Linked DNA regions of Mus musculus: all the other regions are linked to region 1. Evidence: chromatin loops called from intact Hi-C (ENCODE). Cell type or tissue: heart. All regions are shown on one strand. Region 1 holds the start of Gm34372 (a long non-coding RNA gene). Region 2 overlaps Mvb12b (multivesicular body subunit 12B). Region 3 overlaps Mapkap1 (mitogen-activated protein kinase associated protein 1). Region 4 holds the start of Mapkap1 (mitogen-activated protein kinase associated protein 1). Region 5 overlaps Gm13404 (a long non-coding RNA gene). Region 6 holds the start of Pbx3 (pre B cell leukemia homeobox 3).

What was found. Peaks named below come from ENCODE experiments on the same cell type or tissue, not always from the same donor. Only the 100,000 strongest peaks of a DNase experiment are listed, where the experiment ranks them.
Region 2: it touches region 1 in a loop (4-fold over the local background); 15 of 42 quality-filtered maps call a loop at or near these places.
Region 3: a loop joins it to region 1, with 2.4 times the contacts of the local background. A loop is called at or near these places in 7 of 42 quality-filtered maps.
Region 4: it touches region 1 in a loop (2.5-fold over the local background); 3 of 42 quality-filtered maps call a loop at or near these places.
Region 5: it touches region 1 in a loop (14-fold over the local background); 30 of 42 quality-filtered maps call a loop at or near these places.
Region 6: it touches region 1 in a loop (2.1-fold over the local background); 8 of 42 quality-filtered maps call a loop at or near these places.

What each region holds. Positions count from the first base shown.
Region 1 is chr2:34,637,359-34,641,358 of GRCm38, reverse strand. It overlaps Gm34372 (a long non-coding RNA gene), which reads right to left and starts at 2,292. Exons shown (of 3, transcript XR_003954033.1): 1 at 1,795-2,292. In heart, a CTCF peak has its summit at 1,858 (motif pointing right); a DNase peak (open chromatin) is centred at 1,888; H3K4me3 peaks cover 684 bases; H3K27ac peaks cover 732 bases.
Region 2 is chr2:33,744,155-33,748,154 of GRCm38, reverse strand. The region is part of intron 9 of Mvb12b (multivesicular body subunit 12B); the gene reads left to right. Gm52507 (a long non-coding RNA gene) reads right to left here. Exons shown (of 4, transcript XR_003953788.1): 1 at 1,671-4,000; 2 at 1-39. Among named protein-coding and RNA genes, the nearest start is that of Gm52507, 13 kb to the right of the region's middle. In heart, a CTCF peak has its summit at 1,550 (motif pointing left); a DNase peak (open chromatin) is centred at 1,394.
Region 3 is chr2:34,528,140-34,532,139 of GRCm38, reverse strand. All of the region lies in intron 6 of Mapkap1 (mitogen-activated protein kinase associated protein 1), which reads right to left. Among named protein-coding and RNA genes, the nearest start is that of Gm34178, 45 kb to the left of the region's middle. In heart, a CTCF peak has its summit at 1,794 (motif pointing right); no DNase peak of the experiment used is centred here.
Region 4 is chr2:34,405,143-34,409,142 of GRCm38, reverse strand. Mapkap1 (mitogen-activated protein kinase associated protein 1) reads right to left here and starts at 2,292. Exons shown (of 12, transcript NM_177345.4): 1 at 1,889-2,292. In heart, no CTCF peak of the experiment used is centred here; a DNase peak (open chromatin) is centred at 2,322; H3K4me3 peaks cover 1,924 bases; H3K27ac peaks cover 1,751 bases.
Region 5 is chr2:33,971,789-33,975,788 of GRCm38, reverse strand. All of the region lies in intron 3 of Gm13404 (a long non-coding RNA gene), which reads right to left. Among named protein-coding and RNA genes, the nearest start is that of Gm39793, 11 kb to the right of the region's middle. In heart, no CTCF peak of the experiment used is centred here; a DNase peak (open chromatin) is centred at 2,198; H3K27me3 peaks cover 992 bases.
Region 6 is chr2:34,371,394-34,375,393 of GRCm38, reverse strand. Pbx3 (pre B cell leukemia homeobox 3) reads left to right here and starts at 3,349. Exons shown (of 9, transcript NM_016768.2): 1 at 3,349-3,673. The coding sequence starts at 3,474. In heart, no CTCF peak of the experiment used is centred here; DNase peaks (open chromatin) are centred at 2,183, 2,563 and 3,583; H3K4me3 peaks cover 2,473 bases; H3K27ac peaks cover 2,496 bases.

The DNA.
Region 1 (4,000 bases):
GACAGTAAGCTCAGCTGGAACCCGGGACGTGGGTAGGAGCACCAAGGGAAGTCCAGAGCAGGGAGGACTTGTCCTGGATCCTGCCACAAGGTTAGGAGGCAACTGCTCCCTGTTGCTTGGTAGAGTAGAGCCAAGGGCACAGGTGATCCTGGTCTTTTGGGACAAGGAAATGGAGACTCCCAGGCCACGTCCGGGAGGTGGGGTCATTTTCATCCTGGTCTACTGGGCACAGGTGTCCCACGCGTAGGGAATGATTGTTCCGGCAGCAGTGGGGGGAGTGACCCAGGCTGGACGTGTGCTGTTGGGGTGCCTGGACTAGAGAGAATGTACCTCCTCCCTGCTCCGGGGCCTCCAGTTCGTCGCCTCATCCCGGCCCCTTCATCGGCCTGAGATTTATTCCTGAGCCATGGAGCCTGGAAGTAATTTGCTGACAAAGCTGGGTCCCGGCAGGTGCTTTAATTGGTTCTGTGGGAGCAGATCTGGGAGCTTCTATTTAGAAGGAAATAGAAATTATGGTAGTGCCACCGTCCTTTCTCTGTGGCAGGGACTGCACAGTGTGTGTGTGTGGGGGGGGGGGGATTGTGCAGCGTGGGGGAAGGGTGGCGGCTCTTCCATGTCAACCTAGTGTGGAAGCAGGGCCTCGGATTAGGGGTGGGGGTCATAACCCTGGCCGAGGTTGGCCAGAGAAGGTAAGGCCTAAAGCCTGGCCCCAGTGAGAGGCCTTGGAGCAGGGGAGCCTTCCCCAGCCTTATAGTCCTCAGAGTGACATTCAGGGTGACCTCTCATGACCACCCCAGAATGTCACCGTCACATTTGCTCCCCTATTTTCCTCAGGAGTGGTTAGTTAGCTCTACAGTGTGCTAACCAAGTAGGGTCACTCTCATTTGACATGCTTAGGTCTTTTGGAGGTGACACAGCAGGGCCTGGACTTGAACCATGGCCTGCCTAGTGCTCAGATCTACACTCTTCACTCTCAAGTTGCACATGACATTGGCTAAGCTCCTGTTTCCCACAAGCCCACACTTTCTGGTGAGATTTTTCCCTTGGGCAAACTCCTAAATTCAAAGCCTACTGCTATCATCTCTCCGTGAATTCCAGGGAAGCCTTTCAGCAGTGATCTCTCCTCTGAACTCCCCAAAGTCCTGGTTGAACCAAGGTCGTAACATCGAGCTCTGGGTTTGCCCCTTGCTGTATTGCTGTGCCCCTTACCATACTCCACGAGCTAATGCTTATTTCCCGTGGTGAGGATCCCTTGGGCCTAGACTCTAGTGTGTAGACTTATGTGTAGCCTAGACTCTGGGCTACCACTTGGAGGCTCTAAACCATGAGAATGACCCTCTTTTGGGGGCGGAGTTGCAGCCAGAGCTTACTTGTCATGGCGGGAGTACGGGTGTCATGTCACATGGTCTCCTCAGAGCCCAGTGTAGACTGGTCTTCAGGTACTCAGCATGGGTCATGGGTCATGAGGACTGAGAGGCCTGGCCTAGCTCAGGTGCTGCTCAATTCAGGGCTGTCCAGTTCTGCCCTCCCATGCCTCCTGACCAAGAGTGTTCACCCTTGGGAGCCATGTTACTTCTGGGTGCAGCAGGGACAGACAGATGGGAGAACACGAGGAAACTGAACCCTGTCAGAACAAAGCCCCCCCCCCCCCCCCCCCGGGACTGATGTTTCTGGAGCTTTTTCTGATATGCTTTTTGAGAAATTCTGGGGTGGGGCTAAATGTGGGGTACAGTTGCAGGAAGAGGAGGGTTTGGTAGGAGTTGGAAGAGGAAGACAGAACCTGGGTGGTGGTACCTGGAATCCACATGTCAGAAGTTGTATCGAGCCGGCCTGGCAGAAAGCTTGCGAGTTAGTCTGGGCCGTAGGTGGCGCCACAGGGCTGCAATTGTGCCTCCCTCGCGGTTCGGTCCTGGCTGTTCCTCGCCCGCATGGCCATCCCTGTCATCTGAGTCCGCCAACACCGCGAGTCAGTTTGGGGCACTAAGGGTTGCGTTCAGGTCTGCCAGAGCCAGCCCCAGGCGGGCACTGGATGTAGGGGAGAACCCTGGAGCTGACTCCTTTTCCCTGCAACTGCCACTCCAGGGCCTTGGTGTTAAAGGCGGACCACACTAGCGTTGGGGCGGTGTGCCGGAGTCGGGGTCCCCACCCGCGTGGCGAGCCCCGGTACCCTGGGTGCATATGTCCCACACGCGTGAGCGTGGGTGCTGGGGACGTGCGTGGGACGCAGGGCCACCGCCCCGTGCTTCCTTTGTTCCCGCGCCGAGCTGCAGGCTGTGGCTTCACTGCCTCCCCCCTGTGCCCCGCCCTGCTGTTGTCTGTAAGGGCAAAGGTCTCAGCCCCTGCGAGTAATGTGTCCATGTGTATATGTGTGTGTGTGTGTGTGTGTGTGTGTGTGTGTGTGTGTGTGTGTGTGAGAGAGAGAGAGAGAGAGAGAGAGAGAGAGAGAGAGAGAGAGAGGTGGGGAGGGGGAGCGAGGTTAGAAGTGACTGTCACAAGCCCAAGAGGGCCTATGAGGTCACCCCAGTTCAAGGGCTCTAAAGTCCACAGACCTCATCTGCTAAGGGGACCAGTGGGAGCCTCCAGGTGGGGGCTCACTAGGATAATTAAGCCAAGTCATACAGAGGGTGCAGTCCCCAAGAGCAAGGGTCGCCCACTTAGGCACTGGGGCAAGATTAAGAGCAGGCAGGGGCTGGGTGCAGGAGGCTTGTGATGGCAGATCCTCTGGCCACCAAAGCTGGAGCCACTGGTGACATGAGGTGCCTGTGTCCCCTCCTTCTGCCCAAGCACTCTCCCATACCTGTTTCTCAGTTTGTCCATGGTGCCCCTAGTCTCTTTCCACACCTAAGCAGCTTTTAAATCCAGACCCCATGCTCAGAACCCACCCAGGACTCGCTGGAACCCAGCTGGGCCTCAGCTCCCAGCAGCGGCTTGTCCTACACTGGCTGAGCAAGGTTATTCTGGGACCCCTGACCCTGCCTGAGGCAGAGTGGGTAGGGGCACAGACCAGATTCTGTACCGGGTTTCTTGACTTTTTTTTTTTCCCTTCTTTTAAAAAAAGACACTGAAGCTGTCTTCAGACACAGCAGAAGAGTGTACTGGGAAGAAGTGGGTTTCTGATCCCATTACAGATGGTTGTGAGCCACCATGTGGTTGCTTGGGAATTGAACTCAGGACCCCCTGGAAGAGCAGTCAGTGCTCTTAACCACTGAGTCATCCCTCCAGCCTCAGTTTCTTGACTTTGAAGGAGGCCCCTGAATATCACATATTTTGAGGCTCAGGACAGAGAGAGTGGGGGTCCCAATCCTTTGCTGGGTCTAGTACTTAGAAAGGGCCAGCTTGTGTGAGCTGACATTTCAAGGTCCTCCCCATTTTCAGGGCCTATTCAGCATTTAGTCCTGTCCCCAGGAACCCCATTGCCACCCCACAGGCAGCACCAAGTCCTGGGAGGACTGGACCCTCCGTGGAGTGGCTGTCATCACAGCTTGGGGCCGCTGTATCTGCAGCTACATCCGGGAAATTCAGACCCAGATGCGGGAAGATGGAGGACCCATGGCCCTGACCTAAAGCTCTGAGAGTGTGGCCGTGGGAGGGTGACGTACACAATTGTAGTTGACCTGGTCACTCTTGTCTTGCTATAGATGACAAAGAAAGAGTAAATCCAAGCGGGGTGAGATCTGGCCTGGGCTGGTGGCGCAGGGAGGGGCAGGACCCTGGCAAGGAAGGTGGCTCAGGCCAGGGCTGAAGAGGGGTCCTTGCTCCCCATGGTCATTCCAGGTTTCTGGCCTTTGCTGTCCAGCTGACAAAATTCTCATGATTAGGGGAGCGGCCTAATCCCATTTGCTGGGAGCCTGGTCTTGGTCCTGCTGGGTGTACTGGATCCGAATGTACTGGATCTAGCTCCATTCTCTGGGTCTTTTAAGTTGAGCTCCTTGGGAGCAACTGTAACCACCAGCCTGGCTGGGGGCCGAAGCTGGGAGACCTGAGAGGGTTTGATGGGAGG
Region 2 (4,000 bases), 890 kb after region 1:
CACTCCTGTCTGCTGTCTTCAGAGGCCTCAGCAGAATACCTGTCAATTGGGTCAAGGCAATAGAGTGATTTTTGCTGTCCCTCCTACCCATGGGAAGTGACCAAGGAGTCACAGCAAAGTTTTCTGGCCTGACACAGTATGTCTTCCTTCTTGTTTTCTTGCTACTGTCCCCACAAGGCCACACTGCCCACCCCACCCCCAAGCCCAGCACAAGCTGCTCCATTGAGGAGCGAGGAAAAAATGCAATTCCACAGCGGTCCATGATGAAGCATCTTCCCTCTGACTGAGTAGATGGGCATATAAATATTCCCCGTCTCCGCGGCTCTTTATTTCCCTTGTAAGCAGTTGTCCCATTTCTCCATCTGATGGATTCCCTGTCGCAGCCAGGGTGGGCGTGCCCTGGCTGTCTTGGTCCTCTGTTTCCTTCCACCTACCTATGCCGCCATGGGCCTCCATCCCAGTGCTCATGGGCCAAGATGCAGGCGTTGAAGGCTCATCCGACACAGACCCTTTAAATCAGGAGCAACAGCCCCTGGCTGAGAGAGCCAGGTGAGGGAAGCCAGTCTCTGCAGACTCGGCGTGAACAGGCTCACCCAGACACTTCACGGGGTACGTGGGGCTGTGGCTAGCTGCTCTCTCATTAGCCTACCTTGCTTCCTGATGGAACAGACAGCCTCCATTTTCAGAGGACTTAGAAGCTGAAGAAGGAGAGTCTCATTAGCAGAGGGACCATCTAATATTAATCACCCCTTAAAATTGACAAGGGAGGCAGCTCATTTAACCACTTAATTGCTACAGGTTTTTATGGGCTGCTGTTTGCAGACATATTTAATGAAGAAGTTATAAATCTAAGAGAGCTTAAAATTTTAATTTTATCCCTAAATATTATCCTTGTTCTCGAGTTTGTAGTCAGGCCTCAGGAGTGTAGTCACGTGAGATACTCTTTAAATGAACATATTTGCTAACTGGCGTGATTTCAGTTTTTAAAACATTGGTTCCAGCAATTAGGCTTTTTTTTTTCCAGTTCCCAAATGACTAGAGGAATTCGTCTTGATTATAATTGCTCTTAGCCACGCATATCTAATTTGTGTCTTTTTAAGTGTTAATTAGTAAACAGTTCGAGCTGACATCTTTATGTGTTTGTGTGTTGAAAAATGGGGCTTATTGCTTATTTAGCTTGGGGCTGATCCCGATAGCATTTACGTCACTACTCAGAGGTGAAATTAATGGAACCACATTTGGCAGCGTGAGGTTAAAAGAATTTTCAAATTCAACTTTTAGATGTCCACTTTGTTAGGGCCTCTTCAAATGCACGAGGTTAGGGTGGGCTGGGGAGCCTGGTCTGCTGGAGGAAGGCCAGGTAGGGTTGCATTCATAATGAAATGGCAGCGTCCCAACTTTATCACAGCAGAGTGCTCGGATCCAGCCCAGTGGTTCCTTCCTTTCTGCTTTTGGAAAGCATTCCTAGTGCTTAGGAATGTGAACTGATTTGATGATGGTTGAGTTGCAGCCACAGAAATATGTGGTCCCTTTGCACCATCTACTGGTCATGTCTTGAACTGCACTGGATTACATGGCTGCCTCTGCTAGGTGTTCTTCACCCTGTGTTCTTTGAACAGCTTTATTATCGGCCAGGAAGGCAAAATATTTGGAAAAGCAAATATTCCTACCTCGTGAACCAAGTGTGATTGATCCAGTAGACTGCTATAAGCTCCTGTATATTCTTCCAAGGTCCCAGCTGCCATCTAAATTTTTACAGAGATCACACTGGCTTGAGACCATTCCTATGCAAAACAAAGAAACTCCAAAAGACAGTGCATGGTGAGGCAGGGGTGTGGCAGTCAGCAGACCGCCAGTTTATCCTGTGCCTCGCTGTACCGTCAGCACACGTGCAGTGGCTGCAGCTACAAAGAAACTTTTAAATTTGTTAAAGAACTTAGTAGGTGGCTTGGATGGGATTTTTTTTTAAGATTTATTTATTATTATATCTAAGTACCCTGTAGTTGTCTTCAGACACACCAGAAGAGGGTGTCAGATCTCATTACAGATGGTTGTGAACCACCATGTGGTTGCTGGGATTTGAACTCAGGACCTTTGGAAGAGCAGTCGGTGCTGTTAACCACTGAGCCATCTCTCCAGCCCTTGGATGGCATTTCTAAAGGCCTAAAAGATGCCTTCCAAAGTGTGAGGGCGGTTGGTTCACTGCCACATTCTGCTAACCACAGGCATGCACCCACGAGTCATGCCGCAGACCAGCGTTAATCCTCCTCTCCCACTGAAGAGGACCTCTCTGGTATGGCACCATTTGAAGCAGACTCAGGACTCCTCCCAGTTGGAGATCATTGTGGGGATTGGGGGTCTTCCTTGATTTTCTCTGTGCCTCACTTTGTGAGGCAGCATCTTGCACTGAGCCTGGAACTCACTGACTGAGCTAGGCTAGGCTTTGCCAGTGTGCTCCAGGATCTCTCGCCCACCACTGGGCTTACCCACCACTGGGCTCACACTGGCCTTTCCATGGGCGCTTGTGATCTGAACCCGGCTACTCATGCTTGCATGGCGGACACTTTTCCAACAGAGCTATCTCCTCCTGTCCAGGCATCAACTTTTCAATACTTGGTGTTTTCCCGACAGACCCATGCACACGCATGAAAATACAAACTCAGAAACATGTGAAGTACAGAGTGAATCTCCCCTGCTGCCCACCTCAGACACGCACATCTAACCAGTGTTACACCAGCAAGCTGCCTACTTCAGACACACACATCTAACCAGTGTTACACCAGCAAGCTGCCTACCTCAGACATGCACATCTAACCAGTTTACACCAGCAAGCTGCCCACCTCAGACACGCACATCTAACCAGTGTTACACCAGCAAGCTGCCCACCTCAGACACGCACATCTAACCAGTGTTAGTTACACCAGCAAGCTTCCCACCTCAGACATGCACATCTAACCAGTGTTATACCAGCAAGCTACCCACCTCAGACACACACATCTAATCAGTGTTACACCAGCAAGCTGCCTACCGCAGTCATAGCTCTGAAACCTGCTCCCCACTCCTGCACACTCTAAGTCCTTCCTCCTAATGCCCTCCCTTCATCAAAGAGGCTTTTTTTTTTTTTTTTGCTGCTAGCAGATGGAGACTGTATCAGAAGCCACAACTGGCCAAAATGCAGTCTGCAGCCCATTCCTTCTGCTGGCCGAATTCCCTGCCTTTAAAAAAACAAAACACTTTTTCAAGAGTTTTATATACTGTATTTCTATCACTACACTTCCACTCCCTTTCAACTTCATGACCTCTTCAATTACACACACACACACACACCTGAGTCCATCGAGAATTGCTGGTTTGGCTTGTGTTTAGGGATGACCACACGGATTGGCTGACCACATAGGATTATAACCCACCAGGGGCTCGACTTATAGAAGTCTGGCACTCCATCTCTCAGCAATCACTAGTCACTGATAGCTCTTCCTCTAGTGTTGGAACCGTGTGAGGTTTTCCCTGTCAGCTAGTGGCATCACTGGGCAGGTCTTGTCCAAGCAGCCACATTGTTGAGATTTAACAGGTACAACTATCTTGTAGCTGGCATCCAGGCTCTCTGCCTTTGACAGGCTCCCCCCTCCAAACCTCCCCATGCCGTCTGCAGTGTTCCTCGAATCTTTAGGGTACAGTTTCTATATGTTTATCAGCTGGGCCTGGGCACCCCACAGTCAGACGGCCTCTGCATTTTGGCCAGTTGTGGCTTCCGTAACGGTCTTGTCTTCTGTGAAAAGAAGCTTTGTGGATGAAGAGTGAGAGCCACGCTTCTCTGTGGGCCTGAGGGGAAGGATTTAGAACGCTGTTGGAAATTATTGTCACTGGCAACAGTTCGTTCCTTTCTAGGGCCCATGGCCTCACCAACCACAGGCATGAGTTTCCTCATACTGAGCAGGCCTTAAGTGACGAGGAGGTTTGGTCACCTCTAAGGTGCAGGTGCCACTGCTGCCCACGGGTG
Region 3 (4,000 bases), 110 kb after region 1:
ACCCCATCCCAGAACAATCTTTAAAAGTTTATTTTACTGATCAAAGCAAAATAAGAAATAGCTCTTTTTAAAAAAACTCTATTTTGGGAGAGCTGCTGTAAGTGAAACTTTGGCAAGGGTACTGATATGTAAAGAGCCTTGTGCATTAAAAACTTGCGGGTGTTTGCCTTGGCACTAGGCCAGTGAGTATTGGAACAAATGCCAATCAACCACACTCAGATCTGCCTGCCCCAGCTTTCTCCTCAGAAGTCAGTATGTCCTCCATCTGTGACAATATGTTGGGTGACAGATGAGTAGGGCCAAAAGGAAACACAAGTTCTCGGAGATTTGCAAACTAGTACTGGCCCAGGCCTCACGAACCCTCATCCACCCGGCAGCTACCTAACCGATGGTAGAGTTTGTCTGTTTATAAACTGCTGCATTGGCTCCCGTTCTTTGGCCGGCTGATAAAATCACTGCAAGCCAGTATGCTCAACTCTTTCAGCAAAGAGCAGAGTAAAAGCTTAACAGGCAGTTTCATATCTGGACTAACTTTCATAAATTCAAAGTGTCCTTTTAAGAGGTTTGAAGCAAAGGAAAATCCCCAGTCTGTATTTTTCTGTCATTTTACCAAAACATACCTGGGTGACAAGGTTAAAGCAAGCAGAGGAAATCCCTGGCCCTTCCCTCCACAGGCCTTACTGATAAATTGTGTAGTGGAGGAATAAAGAATCACCTTCTGTATTTTTTCATTACACTTTTCTTTTGTTACAGAATACATAAATCCATTGTGGCACAATGTAATATGTATCACCATGCTACACCTGCGGACGCTTCCGCGTGGCTGCCATGTCTGTGCAGTCAGGAATGATAAGTGAACCACCCGTGAATGTTAACGATAGTGATCATTCTGAGGTAACTCGGCTCTCCATCTTCCTTTACAGCCTCCAAGCTGAAGCCAGGGTAGCAGGGTTCATGAGAGGAAAATGAAAACAACAGTGAAGGAAGGAAGGGAGGGAGGAAGGAAGGGAAGAAGGAAGGAAGGAAGGAAGGAAGGAAGGAAGGAAGGAAGGAAGGAAGGAAAAAAGGAAGGGCAAGGGAGCATCGGATGCGGATGCATGTCCAGGATGTGTGCTGTCTGTCTTATTCTGGGCTCAGGACAGGGCATGCTGGGGATGCAAGCACAGACGACTGAGCACCTCTGCATCTCTGGTGGGATCCTTATTCAGGTCTATCATGAAACTCCATGTCAGAGAGCTGACTTACTGCTGCTGCCAGTAAACTCGGAGCTGGGTCCTCTCAAGTCTGCTAAGACAGTGAAGATCGCACAGGCATTTAAAACGAGCTCAGGGAGCTTAGTTTTGCGCCTCTGAAAGCCATGCAGTCACCAAAGAGGCTTCTGGGGCAGGGAGGGAGCCTGAGACATAGTCTGGCAATGAACTTGAGACCTTCCTATCTCAGCCTCCAAAGCACTGGGATTTTAAAAGTTATGTGACAGTGTCAGACTTACCACAGAATTTTGACACTAGCATTAGTCCTGGACAGTGAGTATTTTTCTAAGCAGTAAACCAAAGGTGACAGGAGACACAGGAAATAAGGACATAGGTCTTCATACTAAAGCATAACTCTCTGGACAGGAAAAGGGCAAGAGATGGACACCAAGGGAGAGGGCAGTTTATTGGGGAGGAAAGCATACAGACTGCAAGTGCTGTGCCCTGTGAGTGTAATGCTGTAACACACAAGTATGTGTGTGTAGTGCTGCAGTGAGGCCCCTTCCCTGCAGAACTGTCACACAATGGATGCTAGGCACCTGGCACTGGAGGGCGCCAAACAGTGGGAGTTGTTTCCTAATGCGGGCTTTCTGTTTGCCTTGGCCCAAGTCATACCCCAAAAGAAGAGGCCTCACACAGCCCTCTCTGCTCTGGCTCCTGTGGGAAGAATGGATCTCAGCACTCAAGCAGCTTACGGGCATGAAACTGTGTGATGAGCTGCTTGGTGGCATCATTTAAGGGCACTGTCAGCAAGTAGCCTTTGATCCAAGCATCAAAAGCTCCCTGAAGGTCAGCATTCTGGGCTCAATGTTCAAAGCTTTCCAATTGACAGGAAAACTCAGAAGCAGTGTAACTTAATGGCTTTGAGGGACAGCAGGCAATAGAAACTCAGTCACAATGTGGGGGAAATTCAGTGAGAATTAAAGAGTTTTTAAATCTGTATAATATGCATTCACCATTTAACAATCACAGAAGTAACAGCAGCAACTACTGCTTATTGAAAATTTACTATGTGACCAGCACTATTTTAATCTGTTAAGAAGCCTGCATTTAATCATTTAATCCTAAAAGAGCACATATAATTTCAGAGAAACAAGGCTGGAGGCATCAGGAAACTATCCTGAGGCAAAACTCACACTCATCCTATTTTGGAACTATTGAGAACTTAACAAAATGGTCCCTAACACATGTACAGTCTGTGGTAGAGAAGGTCAGAGAAGCTCACAGATGGCTGCTTTCTTTATAGGCATAGGGAAACAGCATACTTTGAAATAGAAACTGTACTCTTAGAGTTTTACTTAACCCTACTTTTAATAATGGTTCTTAAATGTTTAACCTCCCTTCTAGCCCCTCACCACCAGAGGTAGTGGAAAAGAAAGGTTATTAGGATATGGAGGAAGTGAACCGGTTTAGAAATGGTTCTTTGGAGCAAATCCCATCTGTGTTGTCAGGAAACCAGAACTTCAGTTTAGACGTCAGCAGCAGCAGTTTGAGCCACTGGCAAACACTTCACCAATTACCATCAGGCTAGTTCAGTAGTGCTGGGATAGCAAACATCAATCAGCAATGGTGGCACAACCTAGCAGAGATAGGCAGCCAGGCCTCAGCCGAATCAGCAGGAGGTACAAGGACCTCTGGGGATGGCAGAAGTTCTTTGCCATGCCCCTCTCAATGAAGCAAAGATCAGCAAAGATGCGAGACCAAGAAGCGTTGCAAGGAAGCCTCTCTCAGGCCATTGAGTCCTATTTATATGTCCTCCAAACATCTTGAGTCCTCCACAGGTCTTGCCTCATCACGTATCTTGCCTTGGCACATAAGTCTGAATCAGCTGACATCACTCTGCCAATCAGCACAAGTAGCAAGAAACCACCAGCATACCACCAGAAGTTTTTTGGTGTGTTTCTCTCTGTGAAGTCCCAACAAATTGTGACTAATAAACAATGGCAAGGCATACTAATACCATCCAGCATCATCCACCATCTGTTGGGTCCTTCTTAATATCATGCATCCTTTCATCTGTGTCTGCACAAACATCCTTTCACCTGTGTCTGCTTCAGCAACATTACAAACTTTCCAAAGAAAACATTTAGTTTCCTGTGTCTGCTGTGTGGACTGGACTACAGCTGCTGGTTTGTGTATGGTGTTTGCTAGTGGACTGGAATGCAGCTAGCTGACTCATGTTTGGTGTTTGTTGGCTGACTGGACTGAGAACAATGAAGACTGAAGTCTCACCAAAGAACCATTTCTAAACACATCCACTTCCCCATATCCTAATAACCTTTCTTTTCTGTTATCTTTGGTAGGTGGTGGACTAGAGGGGAGGTTGAACCCTTATTAAGTATATTGAGAAACATACATGCCTATAATACCTAACTAGCCACACCCAGGAGAAGAGTCAGAGGAGCTCCCTCAGGAGAGATGTCTCAGCTCTGTATCACAGCAGTGGAAAGGGAGCAGTAATACCAAAAGGCAGCAGAGCACACTGAGCTGTAGAATATAATAATGGCTAGTTTGAAGTGAAGTTTTCCCTTTGTTGGGTAAACCATATAGTTACTCTGACTCCATTTCCTCACAGGCAAAACAATTCTTGGACATGAAAGTATTTATAGTAACATCTGTCAAATAATAATTAAGTAATTACTAACATACTAGCCATTGACTAGTCTTTATTAAAAGTGATATATAATGTTCAGGTACAGTAGCAAACATCTATCACTCAACACTCGAGGGGCTAAGGATCTTCAAGCTTC
Region 4 (4,000 bases), 230 kb after region 1:
CTGGAGTTACAGATGGTTATGAGCTGCCATACAGGTGTTGGGAAGTGAACTAAGGATCTCTGGAAGAGCAGCCCATGCTCTTAACCACTGAGCCATTCACCATTGCCCAGGCTGGCTCGTGCAATCTGTGTAAGTACTCTGCTGCCTCAGCCTACCAAGCTGCTAAGACAGGCCTGCAGCACAGGCTCTGTCTACCTTTAGAGGACTGTCTGCACTCTCCACTTCAACATTTTTATTTTCCCTCTTTGACAGTTGCTTCAATATGTATTTGCATGAATGTCCTGGTATGAAAGAAGGCTCTGTCTCGTACCAGCTGTGTAACTATTCTGGGCCAACCTGAATTAAAATGATTAAATGAGGAAAAACTGAAGCTCAATTTACCTCACATTATGCTCATTCCCTTCACCAAGCGTCACCTCTCAAAAACTGACACGGCATACTACTTCCGAATCACAGAAAAACTCTCACACGTGTCCCTCTCACCGTAAGAACTGGCTGTACACAATGACTGAGTCTTACTTATTAAACTGCCATGCAGTGGCTGACCTATATCCATGCACAATGAATGCTTGCTAAGGGACTGTAAATAAGGGGCGCTTATAGGGTTTTCCGGAAGAAATCATTCCCAGGGGATGGAGAAATGGTTCAGCAATTAAGAACCAGCACTGCTCTTGTGCAGTACCCAAGTTCAGTTCCCAGCACCTACAATGTGCCGCTCACAGCACCAACGGCTCCAGTCCTAGGGGATCTGACACGCTCTTTGGCTCTTCTGACCACTGTAGGCAACTGCCCTCACATGTACACAAACAAATCCCACATGGACACACATACATATTTAAAATAATTCTTAAAAATGGGAGGGTCAATGAATCACTCATTCAAAGCTGGGATTGTCCTTAATTGGCTGAGTGAGACCACCATCAGTTGGACCATGGGAAGCATTAGCAATAGAAATCAAAACATAGGAAGTGTCTAGGCAGGACAGGGTGAGGAAAAAAAAAAGTTTATGTGAGAACAAATCAAAAATGATGTGAGATCCTACTTATCCAGAAGAAAGGCCCATAGCAGGGACTTTTAAAAGGTTAGCTGTTAAACACTAGCAGAGAGCCACAAGATTATAGAGGCGTCGCAGGCACTATTCACATTTAGTAGCAGAAGGCAGATATGAGCAAAGCTTAAAGGAAAGGGACACCTGGCATGCCCCTCCCTAGCGTCCAGTAAGCTTGAAGGGGTGTGACTGAAAAAGATGGGGGCAAATAGCATTGAGCAAGATTTGTCACTGCAGCTTGGGTGGCTCCTAAACATAGGAGTAACGCACTTTATTTCTGCCCTGGTGGTTGTGCACAATAGGGACCCATCCTTTCTGTGAGTCCTGCGAAGGCCGACCTCATCAACTGATGTGTCTGTACACGTTCCTGTTTACACCTGGGAAGGTTTTGAACTCGGCCCTTTGGGGGTTTGTAATAAACATGGTGCTTTGCACAGAGTTGGGAACAGTGACAGTTTCAAATACTGCGGTCATTCATTGGAAGCTGTAACAAATTGTGAGGTCCCTGTTTCATCTTAGAGCTTCTGGCTTGAGTTATACACTTCTTTAAACTATAATCTTTTCTTCTTCCCAACCCCCCCCCCACGGCCCCCGCAACTTCACCATTCCTTGTCACTCCCATAAACAGAAAAACGGACTCCAAGTTCCCCGCAGCGCTCTCGGGATATAAACAATCAGTGGGACCGTTTCAGGACTGCCCTGGCAATGCTTTGAAAAGTTGATTTCACAGGATGGAACTTGGGCACCGGACCTTGCAGAGTTCCGAGACCCGAAACCGCCAGAGCCAAGGACTGCCCCCTCCCCCGCCCCCGCACAACCAGGTCCAAAGTCTCTCCTCACCTAAGTCACACACCCAGCTGTCAGGCTCAGGAAGAGCAAGGAAACCGATGTTCCCAGGCCACCGAGCACAGCCCCAACGGGCGCCGCTGGGCAGCGACGGCAGCGGGGTGCTGAGAGGTCGGAGGGTCCCGCGGGCGAGGGGGCGACGGCTGGGGCAACCTTTACCTGAAGCTGCTCCCACACTACAGGCCGCCTCGCCCGGGACACGTCCCTGAGGGAGGTCCCGACTCCCCCACGCCTCCCGGCCCCTGCACCGAACCCAGCGCCTACGAAGTCCTCGGCAGTCCTACCGGCCCACTCGGCCCTGGCGCCCCGGGCACGCCCTCATGACCCCGCCGCCGCCGGCCGGCAACAGCAGCCCTGTTACCCAGAGCCGCGCCACGACCCGGAACCGTACCCCGCGTACCGGAAGTCCCCGATCTGCAAGACGCCTTTGGCTGGGGACGCAGTGCGCAAGCCCCAGAGCCAGGAACGAGAAGTCGCTGCCTCCCGGGGGCGGGACAAGGGGCGGGAACTGGTGGGTGGTTGCGCATGCGTGCTGCCCTTGGCCGTTTCTGGAGCAGGTTAACCAACTTCTGTTTACCTTCAAGTGTAAGGATCTCTGTAAGCTACGTCTTACTTTTACAGGGAAAAGTCTTCATCTTAACCGCCATATCAGAAAGAAGAGTTCACTGCAACTATTATTTGCTACATGGACATAGTATCAAACTGCTTTTTAAATTACTATCTAAACCCAGATTAGTGACGCTCTCACACCTAATCAGAGAAGTTTGGGTATTTTTTTGTTTTATTTTGTTTTGTTTTTTTACTGCAGTGGACAATGGTTAATACAGAAACTCTCACAAGTGGCCATGGTGCACAGATGAAATGTCCATCGAGTGCTCAGCCACAGTAGGACACTGTAATTGTAACTTATTCTCCTGTCGTTCTGTAGTAATTGTCGTCTGGAGGCTTACTATCTCAGTCTGCTAACCTAGACCTAGTCCTGGAATTTTTCAGCCTCCATTGAATCTAATCAAAGCCTAGAATGTTTTCAGCCTGAAATGTTTGCTGCTGAATACGATCATCCTTTCTAGTACTTTCTGATCTCGGACTGGCGATTCTGGCTCAAACTTTTCTCCAAGCTGACTGATTCAATCTGGCTCCACTCAGTTTCTGACAGAATTGCTCTGCTAGGCTTCATTCTAATTTAAGCAACCTGTTCTAATCCCCTGGTTCTTTTTCTTTGGCTCATTCTATCTTCACCTGTGTCTAGCTTGTTCTCTCTTCAACCTGTCTGTATCAAACTCTCCTTGTAAAACTGCCTCCTTCCCTCTTCTCTTGAGAGTTGGGTATATCCTATTCTGTCAAATCTTTTTCTGATGCATCACTTTGTCATTCAATTAGACATCACTTTCAAACATGGCTGCTTGCTTCCATTTACCAACTAACTTTACCTTCATTGTTTGCGATTAAAGGTGTGTACTAAGGGCACATCTGTATTCCAACCAGAGGGATTAAAGGTGTGAGCTAAGGGCTGAGCCACACCACAACTAAAAACAGGTTTTTTCAGTAACACAACCGTGGGGTTCACAGTGTGATCAAATACCCTGCAACAGGATACATAGCACCTTCACTGAAAGGCTCAGAGACCACCATTGAAATTGGGAACAGAAAGATTGTAACAGCCAGAGGCCCAGAAGAAACAATACCTTCTCTGCATTCATGAATTCACACTACCTCTGGTTACCTGTACAAGAAATGCACAAGATAGCCGGGCATGGTGGCACATGCCTTTAATCCCAGCACTCGGGAGGGAGAAGCAGATGGATTTCTGAGTTCAAGGCCAGCCTGGTCTACAAAGTGAGTTCCAGAACAGCCAGGGATATACAGAGAAACCCTGTCTCAAAACCCCAACCCCCCCCCCCAAAAAAAGAAACGCACAAGATGAAGCCAGTCAACATTCCAGAATGGAAGCAAGAGGAGCTCACAAGCCCAGTTCCTAGACGAGTTATGGACAATTGCTGGCTACTGGGGGAGGAAGAGTTGGTTTACCTTAAGGGCATGGCAGGTCAACCATCTCCAACGGATGGCGCCACACTCAAGAATTTATGGGCAACACAAACTGGGATC
Region 5 (4,000 bases), 670 kb after region 1:
TTTTCAGAATTAGATTTTCTCAAGAGTAGTAATGAGTTCTTCAGCCCTGGAGATAACCAAGTTAAAGCTGGTGGATTTGGTGTGTGGAGGTGTGGGATTGGGGAGGCTGGTGCACTAGAGACTCCAATCTAGGCCCCGGTGGCCTTCCTTCCAACCTTGAAAGCATCATCACGTAATGTTTCTATCCCTAGGAGTGATTCTCTCCCCTGTGTAAGTCCAGGCCCAAATCAAACCTCACCTCTGGGAGGTGCCCCTCTGAGGCGGTTCAGTCTGCTACTCTCATGGCTTCTCCCTGCTTTATGTGTGGCTAACTGGACATTCTGTCCACTCATTAGAGTTATTGTCACATGACGTGCTCACATGACTCCATCAGAAAGAACCCCGCTATCACTGACCCATGCACCCCAAGGCCTGGCACTGGGTCCCAAGTGCACTGAGCTAGCTGCGTGGTTCTGTCTCTCACCTGGGTGGATCAGTTGTCCTCATCAAGAGGAAGTGACCTGTTTAAGGTTACACAGCTGGGCCCAGGAGAGAGGTGGGATCCAAAGCCTGCCTGGAGGGTACACAGTCCGGGTGTCTCGGGGCATTCACAGTTAGACCACAGCACCGACCCTGTGTACAGTCCTCTCGAGGAGTGGCTGGCCTTAATTGCTCGTCTTCCCTCTTTGTTTCTGCCCTTGCTGTCCTCACCCTGTGCAGCCTCGGGCCTCTTCCGTCCCCCTCTCCTTTGCCCTGTTTGTCTCTCATTCCTCTCCCACCCCATGTTTTCCTCCGTGTCTCCTGCCCCCACTGTTTCTCTTCCCCAGTCTTTCCACTCTGCCTTCTTTGTATTTCTCTTCCCTTTCCCACCAGCTCCCGCCGCCCGCCTGGACCCCACAGAGCCATGTCTCTGCTTCCCCTTGTCCTCTGGAGGCGCACATCACCAAAGCATCCTTTGTCTTTCCAGCTTACTGGGCCTCTCCCCCTTTCCTCCATTTATGAGCTGGTGTGTTAGTGGACAGGGTATAAGGTGGAAGTCACTCACTAGTGACCCATCCTCACGATCACCTCATTATTTATCACCAGGGACACCGGTGTTTCCATAAATTACCCCGACCTGGAGCTGCCCGCGCCAGAATCGATAGTGCCGCTTGCCTAATACCCAATCATTAATAACCATGGGGGGAAGGGTGGCTAGACATAGCCAGACATGCCACTCTGGGCCCTCGCCTGGCAGGGGGAGGGAGAAAGCTGGAAGGGAACTGTGATCTGCCTGCACAGGATAAGAGATGGGACCAAGAGAAGGAGCTAGTGGCATCCCCAGGTCTTCCCAAAGCCTGGGACACCGAATCTAAGACCTAGTCCCCTGGGGGGACAGGCAGAACTCTGTCTTGGGCACCACTAAGTGAAGATAGAACACACTGACATCAGCTCTGAGGGACTAGAGGACCCAGGACCCTAGTGATAAGAGTGACTTTTCTCAGTGAGGAGCTGGGGTGGTCCCTGCTGCATGCCATCTAAAGGCTGTCAGCCTACTATGTGTACTCAGAGTGCCCGCTGCATGCCATCTGAAGGCTGTCAGCCTACTATGTGTACTCAGAGTGCCTTAGGTGAAGCTCTGTTGCCACAGTCTCCATGGCTGGAGGAAGGAGGCTCAGAGAAAGACGTAGGGGAGGTTGAAACGCAGCATCTGAAGTGGGGTGCAACCAGTGAGGCCCCAGCTCCAGGCTCTGAGGGTCAGAATTAGAACAGCTATGTATGGAGGAGAAGGTCCTAGGCAGGGGGAAAGAGAGCCCCAAGAGTCCCTGGCCTTGATGTTAACACAGCCTCAAGCTGTCCTCTCCTCTCTCACAGAACCACTTACCCTACAGGTGCACATCAGAACCACAATGCTTTTACATACAAACACTGTCTCCCCTGAACGTTCTTAGATCATATAGTTATACAGATTCAGAGACACAAAGACAGACCACCATTAAAAACACCCATGGGGGCACAGACGCTACATACAGAAAACTAAGCATGCATGCATACCTATGCACACAGACCCCTGCAGAATCTACTATCTATAGTTACACGCTCCCTCACATACCTCCCAACTCATGCACTCTTTTGTGCACCCAGCATGCACACTGCACAGCAGCCTCAGAAGGCATCTTGCAGGAGCTGGCTGCCCTGTGCCTCCCAGAGCCCAGGTGGTGCCAACACTGCCACCTTGTGGCCATAAGTGCACAGTGCACCAGCTACAAGCCTGAACCACCAGGTTGGTGGTGGTGGTGGAGGAGGAGGGGGAAGAGACTGGTAAGAGGCAGCACCCAGGCCTCTCCCCATGTACTTGGCCTCTGCTCTCTATCTAGAGGAACCCAGCTGTTGCTGGGCCATTTCAAAGTGAGACTGGGTATAGCCTTGGAGCCACAGTGACTAGGGTGTACACCCAGCCTCAACCCGCCTTGGTCCGTGTTTCTGCTCCCAGTGATTAGTGCCAAGTGGAAGGTGGGTGACCCCCACCCCACCCCCATGCTAGCCTAGACTATGCTAAGGCATTTAAAGCCTCAAATTCACTCTGAACCTCACTATTCATTTACTCATTATATTGACAGGTGAGGCAGTCTGTGCTCAGGTACAGTGCTGGGATAATGCCACAATGAGCACTGCAGATAGGTCCCTGTCCTAAAATGCCACCGCTCAATGGAAGGGATGGAACCTCGGGTCTGTAGTAGTCAACCCTCAGAAATTGCCTACAGCATAACTTCAGAACTTGAGTGCTGGCAATTTCCTGATTTACCCTAATGATAAGTATGTCATGTGTCCTAAGAAAGGCCAGTGGAGCCTCGCTCGAGGAGGGATTCACCATAGAAGGCTTCCTGGAGAGGGTGTCTGAGTAGCACATGCAAAGGCGCTGAGGTGAGAAAAGGTTTGCATGTGAAGATCAAAGTGTGCCTAGAGCCAAGAACCAACCAGCAGAGGGTATGCGAAGATGAAAGGATGGGGGACCTGGACCATGCAGGCTGGGCCTGAAACACCAAATTGGGAGCTTTGAAAAGCCCAGGCCAAGTGCACAGTGGCAGAGTCACATGACTTCAGGCTCACAGTAACGGCAGTTACTGAGAAATGATTGCTCACCAATGATTCCCAGGGTCCCTGTGCTCCAGGCTGGTGACCCGTGCACAATAGCTGGGGACAACTTCACCATGAGAGATCAGTTTTATGGAGTACTATGCAGCCACTAAAACCAACAGTAGTACTGTTCATTTATTGATGTGGAATTATGGATAAGCTTTGTTAAACAAAGACCCCAAGGCAGTGTTCATGAGCCTGGCACTTATAAGCTCAGCTACTGGGAAACTGCAGCAGGAGATCTTTTGAGCACAGGGGTTCAAGGTTATCTGGCACAACACAGCAAGGTCTCAGATCCTAAGATAAAACAACTCCCCTTCTAACTATAGAACTCATAGATTCTCATTCTGTAATATATACTTCCCCCTACACCTTTTTCCTTTCCTTCTTGCTCTGTGCATGGTGTCCATGTGAATGTGGGTGTGCACACATGTGTGTAAGTCAGATGTTTAGAAGTTGGTTCCCTTACAAAGTTGAAACAGGTTCTCCCACTTCTGCTGTACTGAGTGATCCAGGCTCATATAGTTATACAGACTCAGAGACACAAAGACAGACCACCATTAAAAACACCCGTGGGGGCACAGATGCTATATACAGAAAACTGAGCATGCATGCGTACCTATGCACACAGACCCCTCCAGAATCTATCTATAGTTACACACGCCCTCACATACCTCCCAATCCATGCACTCTTTTGTGCACCCAGCGTGCACACTACACAGCAGCCTCTGAAGGCATCTTGCAGAAGCTGGCTGGCCTTAGAATTTCTGGCTGATTCTTTTGCCTGCACTTTCTATCCCACCATAGACATTCTGGGATTGCAGATGCCTACCAGATTATCCAGATTTTCCCATGAGTTCTGGGGTTGAACTTGGGGCTCAGGGTTAGCAGCCTGAGGCCATAT
Region 6 (4,000 bases), 270 kb after region 1:
GGGTTAAAACAAACAAACAAACAAACAAACAAACAAACAGCCAGCAACAGTGAGAGAGAGAGAGAGAGAGAGAGAGAGAGAGAGAGAGAAGAGAAGAGAAGAGAAGAGAAGAGAAGAGAAGAGAAGAGAAGAGAAGAGAAGAGAAGAGAAGAGAAAGGAGAGAGGTGACTACAGCAGTAGCTCAGTGGTTAAGAATCATGGTTGCTCTTCCAAAAGACCCTGGTTTGATTCTCAGGATCTACATGCCATATTAAAGCTGCCTGTAACTCCAGTCCCAAGGGAATCTGCCACCCTCTTCTGTCCTCCATGGACACCTGGCTCACAGATGGTCTAACAGATGTACATGTAGACAAAACACCTATACACATAAAAAATAAAAAATATCTTTACAAAATACACTTTATCTCGACCGCAATTGCCAGTGAGCCTGTGAAGGAAACCCTGCTAGGACCTACTGGCTTTTCTCACTTATCATCATCATAATAATAACCAAATGGGAAGCCTCCTAAGCTAAAGGTCTGTCTGATCTCACTGCAGAAATATCAGGATTCCATTCCTCCAAATGACCACAGATTTAGAGGTGTGTGCCGTAACCTAGCTGCAGATGTCAAGCATTTAACAAGTTTGTTTTATTCCTAATTGCTGGCATTTGCTTAAGTGCTTCCTTAATTCTAATTTATGTTTTTATGTTCTACTTTGTTTACATAGCCCATAGTTCCCAATTGTCTTTATTTGCTTAAGTGTTTCTTTAATTTTATTTACATTTTTATATACGTTGCTTTGCTTACATAACTCATTGTTTGGAGCAGGCTAGGAATAACCATAAATCCCCATTGCTAATTAGCCTCATCCTCATGACTGATTAGTCAAGATTATGAGCCTAGAAGGAGGGCAGGAAGGAGGCCTAATAGTGACTCACAGGATCATTGAATTTCAGAGCTGGAAGGAATCTTAGAGCTTGCAGCATCTTTCAGATAAAATTCTGCGAATTTTACATCTCCCTTGCTCTCTCATTCCTTTATACCAAAAAAAAAAAAAAAAAAAAAAGCACGAAAGGATTTGGTGACAGTTTGAAAAACAAGTTTAGAGTAGAGAAAATCCAATCAATGATGGCTGTAACTCATAATGAGTACTTGAAGAATCAGCAACTTGACACACACAAGAGCAGAGAATATTAATGAACTCAAAGGAGGCTCTTTGGACTTAAGCAAGGTAGATTGTCTGGAACTCCTTCCCCAGCAGCTGTGCAGTTGGTAAGCCTTGTAGCTTGCCTGGCCTGTGAGTTTGGCTGTTAGCTTTGCAGTGGGGAGTATTTAAAATCACACTCAACATACGAAGGAAAGAACCTGGAACTGAGTAGCCTGCTTTATTCCAAGACTCCATCTGGCATTTAAAGAACTGCTTGTCCTACATTCAACCCTGCAGAGTAACAGCCATTTTTCATCTCCTCACACCTCTATTTTTAGTTTCAGGTAAGATCGCTTATTGAGTCTGAGAAAGGAACGTTTAGAGGTAAGAGCCACCAGTTAAACACTTAACCTAGGGTCATCTCCATGGGTTTAAAATGAGATCATGTTGAATCCTCAGCCTGAGAGATGAGGACAAGATCAGCCTCAAGACTCCACCGGAGGTGTAGGTGCGGATTCCAACACCGTTTAAGTCTTTAGTCTCTCTTGGGCAGAAGTATAATGGATGAAGAGGTGTTACAGGTATGTAAATCTGTTAGGTGAAGTTGACTACAGCCGAAGGGGTCAATTTGTCAGTCCAGTCCATTTCTAAACAAACTTGTCTGTAAGACTATTGTCTCGCTCTCCGCAGGTTCCGCACACCTGCCAGGGTAGTCCCCGGATCTCCAGGACTCGTCGAGTGTGCAAAGCGCAGTTAGCTTAGAAAATAGTCCTGGATTTCACTCTCTCCAGGTGACATGTTTCTGTGACCTTTCCATTTGCTAGCTTTTCAGAGAAGAGCTCTGTCCATGCGAAACCACAGGCTCCCATTCTAACTGGTCACTCCTTGAGGGACAGACAGCGCAAGGCCCTACTGCCAGCGCTAACTCCTTGTGCTGAGTTCGGGTTACCATAGCGACCGTGGGACGGGCAGGGCTTTTAGACCCTTTTCCCGGTCTCAGCCCAGGACTTTCGAACGCTCCAATTGGGACAACCCTTTCTTGGCTCTGTCCCGCCTCGTTCGGCGCTGAGCGCAATGCGATTGGCCCTGTGCTTGAGGCCTTGTGCCCAGAGGGTACCACCTCTTGATATGAAGAGCGGGAAAGTATCCCAGGCACTGTCCGAGGCGTGAAGCTCATCTCATGCAATGGGGGACCACGCTGTCGGCTACGGGTACACTTTATTCGGTCCTATATAACACCTCTAAGTCCCCAACTGCTAATAATAGGGAAGGAGCAGGATCCGGGGACAACACTTTGCTGGCTGGACTGACCGACCATCTGTGGAGTGCCGGCGCGAGTAGCCCATAAGGCTCCCGGGCTGGCTCTCAGGCACCCCACAGCAGAGGCCAGAGGGGACGGGCTGCGTTCTAGGGGCGGGGCCAGTGGCGGCGGCGGGAGGCGCAAAGCCCAATGAGAGAAGGCTCCGCCTCCGGAGGCGGGGCATCCGGGGCGCTCCCCCGCCCTTCAGCTCTCCCTGCCCCTCCCCCCGCGGGCGCCGGGGCCGCAGTGAGTGAGTGGCACTGGCAGCCTGTCAATCCCTCAGCCGAGCGGCCTTCGAGCCCGGTCCACAGCGGCTGCTGACTGGGTGCGCGGCACCGGAGGTGGCGGCGGCGAGTTCTCCCGCCTCATCAATCTGCTGTCCGCCCGGCGTGCGGCCCGCCGGGGCCCTCCACCGGGCTCCGTGTCCCCGCCGCGCCGGCCCGCCCGCTCCCAAACTTTCCTCCTCCGCCCCTCTCGCTCCCCGCGGCCCGCCCGTCGGCCTCCTTCTCCTCCTCCTCCGCAGCCCGCCGCCGCCGCCGCCGCTCCCTCCCTCGGGGCCGCCGGTGCTCCGATCCCGCCCGGTTGAGGCGGCGGCGGCGGCGGCAGGCGGCTGAGGGAGGGGACCGTTCTGGCTGGCGCGGGCGGCGGCGGCCGCGGCGTCCCGGCAACTCGGCTGGCGCTGAGGACCAAGTTGTGCGGGGCCGCCCGGCGCGGCGAGGGGCGCTGAGGAGGCAGCGCGGCGGCCGCGTGAGGGCAGCGGGCACCACCGCCTCCGCCTCCGCCGGCGAGCGCGCCGCTTCCGCCCGCCGCTGTCCTCAGTCTCCTCCGCGGCGGAAGCCGGAGCCGGACGCCGGTCCGCGTCCCCTCAGTCGCGGGCCGCGCCGGGCCAGGCCGCCCCCTCCCGCGCGGGCGGGGAGCGCGCGGCCGCCTCCCCCTCCCCCTCCCCCTCTTTCTTCTCCTCCCTCGCCGCCGCCGCCGCTGCCGCCGCCGCCGCCTCAGCCTTCGCCTCCGCCGCCGCCGCCCGCTCCCGCCCGCGCGCGGCGGGATGGACGATCAATCCAGGATGCTGCAGACTCTGGCCGGGGTGAACCTGGCCGGCCACTCGGTCCAGGGGGGTATGGCTCTGCCGCCTCCCCCTCACGGCCACGAAGGGGCGGACGGCGACGGCAGGAAGCAGGACATCGGCGACATCCTCCACCAGATCATGACCATCACCGACCAGAGCTTGGACGAGGCGCAAGCAAAGTTGGTGTCGTCTCATTAAGCATCTTTTGTGTGTGTACGGGAGCCGGGCTCGGGTCCCGGCTGGCTCCCGGGACCCGGGCCTCAGTTGCGGGCGGGAACTTTCTCCGCCCGCCGGGCACTTGCTGTGTCCCCCATCGCGCGGGCAAAGTTGCTCGCCGGGCTCGGGACAAACTCGATCATTGCTTCGTCCGTGCCCTGCTGCCCGCCCCCCTCCCCAGATTTAAACCTCCCGCTCGGACCCCAGCGCGCTCCGCGTCCCAGCCGGGTCCGTGGCCGCACCGCAGGGAAGTGCAACTTTCTCCGCCTGCCCAGACTCCGGGCACCCAC